Regions from separate parts of the Mus musculus genome. Here regions 1 and 2 are each linked to region 3. A link is a contact called in ENCODE Hi-C or POLR2A ChIA-PET data. All regions are on one chromosome and are shown on one strand. The core of a region is the stretch at or near the end of the contact, and the rest is flanking DNA. Distances in the headings are between cores, read along the strand shown.

Evidence for each region. Hi-C counts contacts between places; a loop is a spot of excess contacts on that map. ChIA-PET counts read pairs that join two places held with the same protein, here RNA polymerase II (POLR2A).
Region 1: POLR2A ChIA-PET joins it to region 3 with 11 read pairs in embryonic stem cell. The contact joins the promoter of C530005A16Rik here to the promoter of Ccdc163 in region 3. A Hi-C loop is called at or near these places in 1 of 37 maps with a recorded cell type or tissue (T-helper 1 cell). POLR2A ChIA-PET finds 5 or more read pairs at or near these places in 3 of 5 experiments (Patski and embryonic stem cell).
Region 2: POLR2A ChIA-PET joins it to region 3 with 12 read pairs in embryonic stem cell. The contact joins the promoter of Nasp here to the promoter of Ccdc163 in region 3. POLR2A ChIA-PET finds 5 or more read pairs at or near these places in 4 of 5 experiments (Patski and embryonic stem cell).

Annotation. Positions count from the first base shown.
Region 1 is chr4:116,596,295-116,599,059 of GRCm38, reverse strand. It overlaps C530005A16Rik (RIKEN cDNA C530005A16 gene), which reads left to right and starts at 1,430. Exons shown (of 3, transcript NR_029450.1): 1 at 1,430-2,765. Ccdc17 (coiled-coil domain containing 17) reads right to left here and starts at 2,330. Exons shown (of 13, transcript NM_001037916.3): 1 at 2,103-2,330; 2 at 1,959-2,027; 3 at 1,692-1,797; 4 at 1,460-1,622; 5 at 1,297-1,380; 6 at 1,099-1,217; 7 at 773-886; 8 at 433-560; 9 at 235-329; 10 at 1-99. The coding sequence starts at 2,273.
Region 2 is chr4:116,626,504-116,629,203 of GRCm38, reverse strand. Nasp (nuclear autoantigenic sperm protein (histone-binding)) reads left to right here and starts at 1,253. Exons shown (of 16, transcript NM_016777.3): 1 at 1,253-1,314; 2 at 1,775-1,872. The coding sequence starts at 1,814.
Region 3 is chr4:116,707,267-116,709,966 of GRCm38, reverse strand. It overlaps Ccdc163 (coiled-coil domain containing 163), which reads right to left and starts at 1,372. Exons shown (of 10, transcript NM_026714.3): 1 at 873-1,372; 2 at 694-727; 3 at 348-529; 4 at 162-243. The coding sequence starts at 950. Mmachc (methylmalonic aciduria cblC type, with homocystinuria) reads left to right here and starts at 1,582. Exons shown (of 4, transcript NM_025962.3): 1 at 1,582-1,729. The coding sequence starts at 1,649.

The DNA of each region.
Region 1 (2,765 bases), core at 181-2,680, 110 kb after region 3:
GTATCTTGTCCATTCCGGGCCAAGCTGGTCATTAGCTGTACCCATATCCAAGAAGTGTCAAGGCCCCGCAGGAAGTCATAGAAAATGACAAGGCCAGCCCTGAAGAATACAAATCTATGTACACAGAGCCCCTAATTCCTCCACCCGGCCAGTACTTTAAGCCTGGATGGCGGTTGGTGGGTCTCCATAAATGTCAGCATTCAAAAATGCTGTGAAGGAGGGAGCAGGCCTCACCCAGGATCATAGGGTGCTGGACCTAGAACATCTGATGCAGGTAGGAGGAAGTGGAGATCCAGACCCATTTTTCTTGTCATGGTTCCATTAAGTATCTATTGTGGACAAAAGAGTTCAGTCCTACAGAACTGCAATCTGCCCATGATCCCCAAACTGCATGTCAAGCCAGCCATCAACCCCGAATGCTGTCTTTCTCACAGTCTTTGAAGTGCCATGGAAGTTCTGGGCTTTTGTGGAACTTGTAAGTTGTGGTATTGGGGGTGCAACCAGTGGAGGGAGGAGGGAGTTATCACACCTACTCAGGTGTCCGGGGAGATCCCTGGATCCTAGAAACAACAACAAAGTGGCTTGAGCTGGAGGAAGCAGCAAACTGAGTAAGTCAGAGGGAGTACAGGCTCATAAACCAAAGATACAAAGATAGCTGTATTGACAGAAACACGTTACAGACATGGACTTCATCCTCCCGACTTGGTCCCTTCACCCCTTCAGAGTTGGGTTCCCTGGGATTGTCTAGGGAGAGGCTGTATTTTTCACTGACCCCAGGGCGACAGACTCAGGACTTTCTGCTTCTGCAATGCCAGGATTTCTGCCTCCAGGAGCCTGTTTTCGGCTTCCACCGTTAGAACCTCCTCAGAGGCGGCACTTAGTTTTTCTGAGATGAATTAAAGTGATCTGTCAAGCATTATGTAGTAATCCAACTTTAAGGGTTTCTGCACAAGCCTGGATTTGTCATCTGGCAATGGGTTTTCCTTCCTTGGGCTTACGTGCCTCCCATTCTAGTGGTGCTCTCCCTCAAGCCCTTTTCTCCTTCCAACTCTAGGACCATCAGTGTAGAAACCCTCTATGATAGACCCTTTCGTTCACCCTTGCGGTTTTGCGACCGCTGCAATTCCAGGGCTGACGCTTCCACTTGCAGCTGCAATATTTTGTCCAGAACTTCTGGGTCCCGGCCTCCACCGTGCACGTAGGCTTCACGTAGGATCCTAGCAAGAAGGCAGCAGAAAGCGATCTCCCAGACTGAACAGACTCCCGATCCTGTCCACCCAGGGCCGGGGTCCTCACCGGATCTCTGCAGCCAGCGTTTCCGGGTTGAACCGCAGGGGCAGGTAACAGAATTCCACTGCCCTATGGGTGTCCTGCAGTTTTCTGGCGCAAGCAGATGATGTCACTGACCCGAGCCCAAGGCCCCGCCCGCACTCCTACCAAAGCTGGGCCGGCAACTCACCGAGGCTGAAGCTGGAGCGCCTGGAAATGCGCACCTAGCGTTTGCAGTGCTCCCCGGGTCCGGTTGGCCTCTTCCTTGAGTTCTCTGAGCTCGCGCTCCAAGTCGAATGGGCGGGGTAATCCTCCCTTGGGTCCCGCCACGCTGTGGAGGCGCCGTTTTAATTCTGAGGGACAAATGGGCAGAGTCAGGGTGAGTCCGAGCACAGCGACAGGGCCGAGTCCTTACCTCTCACCTTCGCCGCGACGCTCCAGCGCCCGGCTCTGTGCTTCTGTTTCTGCCATGCGTCTGGCGCGGGTTCCCTGCAAGACTCGCAGCCTCTCCCCAGGGCTCCCTGCAGTCTGGGAAGTGAGACCCTCAGTCGCTCGGGGACCTATTTTCTGTAGGGACAGCAACTGCACCTGCAAATAACTCGGACCCGCTATTTCTGTACTGGGTGATTTCCAGCATGTAAATCTCTACACATGTAAAGTTGAAGTTTGTAGTCATGATTGGTGTGTACCTCCTCTGTCAGCCTCTTTAGAGCAGATGTGCTGGCTTCCTGATCACGGCTCTTTTCTTGTGCCATGATCTGGTGGCGGGGAGGCAAAAAACGTAAGAATAATGATTGATGGAAAACCTACCCCTGGCCACTGGCGGCCCTTACCTTGGTGCCTCGTTTGATCGCGACTGAAGGCTGTGATTTAAGTGTTACCTCCGGAGTCAGCCGGCCAATGCAGAATCGTTTGGTGTGTGTGGCCAACAGAGCCCAGGAGCGGAAAACCATATCACAGGATTCACAGGATAAAAGTCCTGATTCCCCTGAGTAATCGGCCATGGAATGGAATCTCTTATAGACACCAGCGTCCTACAGAGGATGTGACAAAAGAGAAAAGGCGGACTGGACAGAAAAGAGAGAAAAGGGACAAAGAATAGACCAAGTCTGCTAAATCGCCAGGTCCTTCAAATGTATGTTTATGTTTGGGGAGGTGCCCTAGCTCCCTGGGCAGCGAGTACAGGCTTAGGCAGGCCTGGGCAATGTGCCTGGCCACCTTTGGGTGGGGCCCAGGTGTGAAAATGTCAGTTTGTTCCACCAATTACAGTGAGTTTGGCCAAGTATTTAATTAACTGCGGCTTTGACTTCATTGCCTATTTAGCCTCTGATAGGCAACTGTCATCTGTACCACAGCTGTTCTCTAAAATGGACAGATTTCAAGCTAGAATTCTCCACTGTAGGGAACATTTCCGCACAAGGTAAACCTCATATTAGCAGTATGTCTTTGCATAAACCCATCTTTTACAGAATTAACACACCACACAATGGAATAGT
Region 2 (2,700 bases), core at 4-2,503, 81 kb after region 3:
CTCTGTAAAACATTCTGGGTTCAAATCCAGGGAGACCAGTCTGCCTCCTGAGTGCTGAGATTAAAGGTGTGTGCTAGGACTGGAGAGATGGCTCACCGGTTAAAGAGCACTGGCTATTCTTGGAGAGGAACAAACTATCTGTAGTTCTTGTTCCAAGGGTTCAGACACCCTTACACAGACATACATGCAGACAAGATACCAATGTACATGAAATACAACTAAATAAATTATAAAGGTGTGTGCCATCATACCCAAGTTATTTTTTTTTTAAGATTTATTTATTTATTATATGTAAGTACACTGTAGCTGTCTTCAGACACTCCAGAAGAGGGCGTCAGATCTTGTTACAGATGGTTGTGAGCCACCATGTGGTTGCTGGGATTTGAACTTCAGACCTTTGGAAGAGCAGTCGGGTGCTCTTACCCACTGAGCCATCTCACCAGCCCCCCCCAAGTTATTTTTTAAAGGAACCCACTTATTTCTATTTATCCATTTTTAGTTCTTTTTTTTTTTTTTCATTTTGTGTGAATAAATGCTTTACCTACATCCATGTCTGTGCACCATATGCATGCCTGGAGCTTAACGAAGTGGTGAGGCGCCTTGTGGGTGCTGGGAATTGAAACAGGATCCTTTGCAAGAATAACAAGTGCTCCTAACCTCCTAGCGAATTTTCCAGCCACATTTACTTTTATTTAATGTGTATGAGTGTATCTGCATACATAAATGTGTACCATGTGTGTGCCTAGTGGCTCTGGTGGTCACAGGAAGGCATTGATTGAATGCCCTTGAACTGGAGTTACAAAAGGTTGTAAAAGAAGGCGTGTGTGGTGCTGCTCACCTGTAATCCCAGCCCTCGCAATCACAGGCAGGCAGATGTCTGTGGGTTAGAGATCAGTGGGTCTAAATAGCAAGTTTCAGGCTAGCCAGGGATAGACTGTAAGTCCCTACCTAATATATATGAAAGAAAAAAAAAGAGAGACAGCTAAAATATTTAAAGTGTTTTAAGTACAGGATTTAACTTAACAACTTGGACGTGGGTAAAGTAAGATGATGGCAGCAACGGATTGGATCAGTCAAAGGCGGTGGATCTAAACACCCGCATCCCTTTGCCCCTCTAAGAGTTTTGAATCAAGCGCGATAGTTTTATCTGTAGCCAATCCTAGAGCAGCATCTTGTTTCGTCAGTAGTTGCTGAGGCCCAGAGCCACGCGTCTGTCTGGTCAGTTCTAGCCGTTGCTGCTGTACTCGTGCTCAGCTCTTGCGTTTCCATCCGTTAAGACTGAGAGGACATAGGGAATACCTGTCACCTTCTCGGGTATCCCCGTCAGAAAGACACCTTCGGGACTACTTTTTCCACAGTCGCAGAGACTCACTGGCTCCACTTAATTGTGGAATCTCTAGGCTGGCTCCCATTCAGAAGTTGTAGTACTGAGATTTTGCTTCTATCACGACTAGCCACAGAAGCAGGAAATTGTTTGATTTTTGTTTTCTTTTTCCTTTCTATCTTACTTTCTTTTTCTTTTTTTCTTTTTTTAAGGAAAAACGGGCTAGGGCGGGAAGATACCCAAACGGGAAGGGATACAGGGCTGTGTCCTTGTGACAGAAAGGTGTTGAGTCCTAGTCCTTTAAATCCGAGGGGGGAGGATCCGGAAGTGGATGGGCGGGACAAGGGACCTGGTATATAAGAGGGCCTCAACCGCGCGGGGTCTCCAATCTGCCATTTTCTCTACCTGAGTGAGTCTCTGCTGTCCGGAATTCTCTGGTTTTCTTCGCAGGCAGTGTTCTGCCCACTGGCCCACCACCTCAGGGGAACGATGGCCACAGAGTCTACAGCCGCTGCTGCCATCGCCGCGGAGCTGGTTTCCGCTGACAAGTAAGCGGGACTGTGGCGAGCTTGAGGCCAGTCCTCAGGGAGAGTCCGGGGACTTGGCTTCCCGGGCGGGACGGGCTGGTGGGTGGGACAGCTGCCTTCCCCGGAACAACGGCGGCCGTGCGGAGAGGGTTGCTCTGTGGAGAAGCCCTACTTGCGAAGAGCTGGCGCGCCAGCGGTAACGGCGGGTGGCTGGCGCCCCCTGCCCGGCTTTTCACGGCCGCCATCTTGCCGGGGGCAGCGGTGGCTGGCTCCATCGCCGGCCCCTTTTTTCCACCCCTTGCCCGAGGTTGCCGGTAGGTAGGCGGGGCCCGGCTCCAGTCGGTCCTTGAGCCCCTCCTGATCGCGCACTCCTAGGGTGCGTCTCTGTAGAGAGTCTGTAGACGTACCGAGAAATTGGCCAACAGATTTGGCGCCAAAAAAAAAAAAAAAAAAAAAAAACCCACACGAGGATGGAGGCTTGGAACAGGGGACGCGGGTGGGTGGGGCCTCTCAGAGGGCGGGGCTTTGCACGCTGATCGTCGTAGTTTTGGCTCTTAGGAGTGGGCGGGGCCTGTAGGAGGCGGGAAAACTCCATTGTTTGGAGTGGATGCTGCTTTTGCCGGGTCGGTGGGGCGCAATGAATTTTATTATATACTCACTACCAGGTTTACAGTAATCTTGAGGGTGGCTACGGGACTGAAGCTTTGTAACTCTTAACCTTTGCGGAGAAGTGTCTTGATTCGTTAGGTTTTCGGTATGTGGGACGGGGATTTTGTTGCTTCAAGGGACACTTTACTTGCGTAGTGTCTTCGGTAAAGGCTGTATGTAGCTATCAGTCTAGTGTTTACT
Region 3 (2,700 bases), core at 123-2,622:
CTGTATGTACATCAGCGGTAGAGCACAGATCATTAGCATGTGCAAAACTCGAAAGCTGTATGTACATCAGTGGTAGAGCACAGATCATTAGCATGTGCAAAACTCTTGGTTTCCATTTTAAAACTCTGTGTGCCATACATAGAAAAGAATTGGCCCAATACCTTCTAGAGCACTGATCTTGAACATATGTTGCTCCCGATCCTTCAACAGGCTCTGTACAGAATGCTTCAGCGCCTCAGTCACCTACCCAAGCAGAGAAAACCCAGACATTCCTTTCTAAGTCATTGTCCCAACTCCTAATATTCTCGTCTCACATTATCACCACGTACATACCCCTAATACCTCACCTGAGCCTGAGCCTGAAGCTGGGATCGGAGTTTAGTAACTTCATCCCAGAGAGAGGAGCTGTGGGCTTCAGTACAGCTCAGTCTCTCTCCAAGAGTGGGAGTCTTTAGAGCCCAAGGCTGTTGAGCTTGGGCCTCTGGCTGAGGAGGTAAGCGATGAGAAGTCCAGGTGTCAGCCAGGTCCCCTATTGTGGGAATAGGGAAGGGACAAGAGCAGGGTCTGTCTGTGTAGGAAATCAGAGGACAGGAAGTAGCTGGGATTTGTACAGAACTGTGAGCTGTACAGGCAGGCACTGAAAGAAAGGAGGCTCTGAGAAGACAAAGGGCTGGGAGAAAAGACAATACTTACCTGTAGAGGAAACTCGAAAGGGATACAAACTCTGCTACAAAAAAAAAAAAAAAAAAAAAAAAAAAAAAAACCAGCAAACAGTTCAACAAGCCAGTGAGCTCTCAGTGCCCTTTACTAAGCCCTAGCCTAGCCTCCCAATGGGAGGGGTTAGATGGGGATCCCAGAGGTCCCCCTCTTACCTTAATCCGGGCCATATTTTCATCAGTTGAACTGAGAACCGCATGAAGCTGATCAGACCAGCTAGGGCTCCTGTTCATCCTGGAGCACTTGAAATTGCGTCTCTAACTTTCCCTGTTCTTGCTCTTCCACACTCAGATACCCGCGGGCCAGCCCAGGACAAGCCACAGAGTTAGATGGAAATAAGGAAAGTGGGAATATATTAGGGCTACAGAAACAGTGCGATAGCAATACTGTGAATCTAGAACTACGGAACAGAGTACTTTGAAAAGTGGGGGGTCGGGGAGGGGGGAAGAAAACAGAATAATATCGAGAGGGTAGAATGAACCGAATTTTGGTTGAGACCTCCACAAATCAAGGACGCTATCACCACTGAGACAAGTGACAAGTGCCGCTCAAGAGTTCAAACTCTGGTAGGCGGAGAATGAGATTTTAAGTACCGGTGCCGCAGCGCCACCCGGGAAACTGAGTCCGCTTCTTGCGGAGACCACAGGCAATAGAGGGCGGAAATACGTTTCCCTGGAAATACGTGCCCTGTGCGTTCACACTCACACCTCCCGTGAAGCTCGTCGGGACACGGAGTCTTCCAGACTCGGTTATGTTTGGGCTACAAGGACAAAAGTAACTACGTGTACCAAGATGCACCGTGCAGAGTCAGTTGAGTCCGTTACTATTCCTTTACTTCTTGGGAAATGTAGTCCAGCCCTGATGGACGCATACAAGCCTAAGTTAGCTATGAGACTCCATTTCCCAGCAAGCTCAGCGTTCAGCGTGCGTTATGGAGCCGCGAGTCGCAGAGCTGAAGCAGAAGATTGAGGACACCTTGTGTCCTTTTGGCTTCGAAGTTTATCCCTTCCAGGTTGGTTTGTCTTCCCTGTGGTCCTAGGGTGAGCTCTAGGATTGGCCTTGGTGCCAAAAGTGTGAAGGCCGGTGAGCCCTTCTGATCCTCTCAACCTACTGCAGCCATCTGATGACCAGGTCGTGTTGTAAAATGGGGCTTGATTAAAAAACGTAGAGAAACACATGTTTGCCCTTTTATGTCTTTATGATGTCAAACAAATGAATGGGATACAGCCCAAGATCCCCTAACCTGTCATCATTATAATTTACCAGAAAACGGTCTCCCGGTGTGGGCGGGATCATCAGATTCTTCCAAAGGAATTAGAAGAGGTCAAAACTTGGAAGGTTGGTGTGACAGTGTACTCGATCAGATGAAGAGAGAAGAGTATTCCTAATGTTGAACAAGAGACAATTGGCTAGTTTGTTCGGCCAGCCAACAGAAGGCTAATTCATGGTGTTGCTTGCCATCAATACGGGACTGAGCATAGAAATTCCTCACGCTCGCCTGGTACAGAAGTCTCTGTAACCACAGTCCCTCTCCACCCCACCCAGCCCCGCCCTATTCCACACTTTCCTCCCACAGTGCTGAGTGAACAAAATTATGTTTAAGACACAAACTAAAATCCGCCTGTGTCCTTTGGCCTATCTTAAGATTCCTAGGCCATTGAGCTTTCCAGGGGAAGACTTGTAAGAAGATACTATTGAGAAGTTAAGTCTAGTTTGAAAGCCATGCTTGAGGTCTTGGGTTCAATTCCTAGTAATGAGGCAAAAACAAAATTGAAAGCTGAGGCTATAAAACTAAGTGAGATGTATATCTATCTATCCATCTATCAGAAATTTATCTGATAGGTGGATGGCTAGCTAGCTAGAGTGCTGGCTTAGCATTTGCAAATCTCAGTCACCAGCACAAAAACAGAGAAATGTATATGAAAAGATGGATTGAAAGGAGAGGAGAATTATGTACATTCTAGAGTCAGATTGGGACTGGAA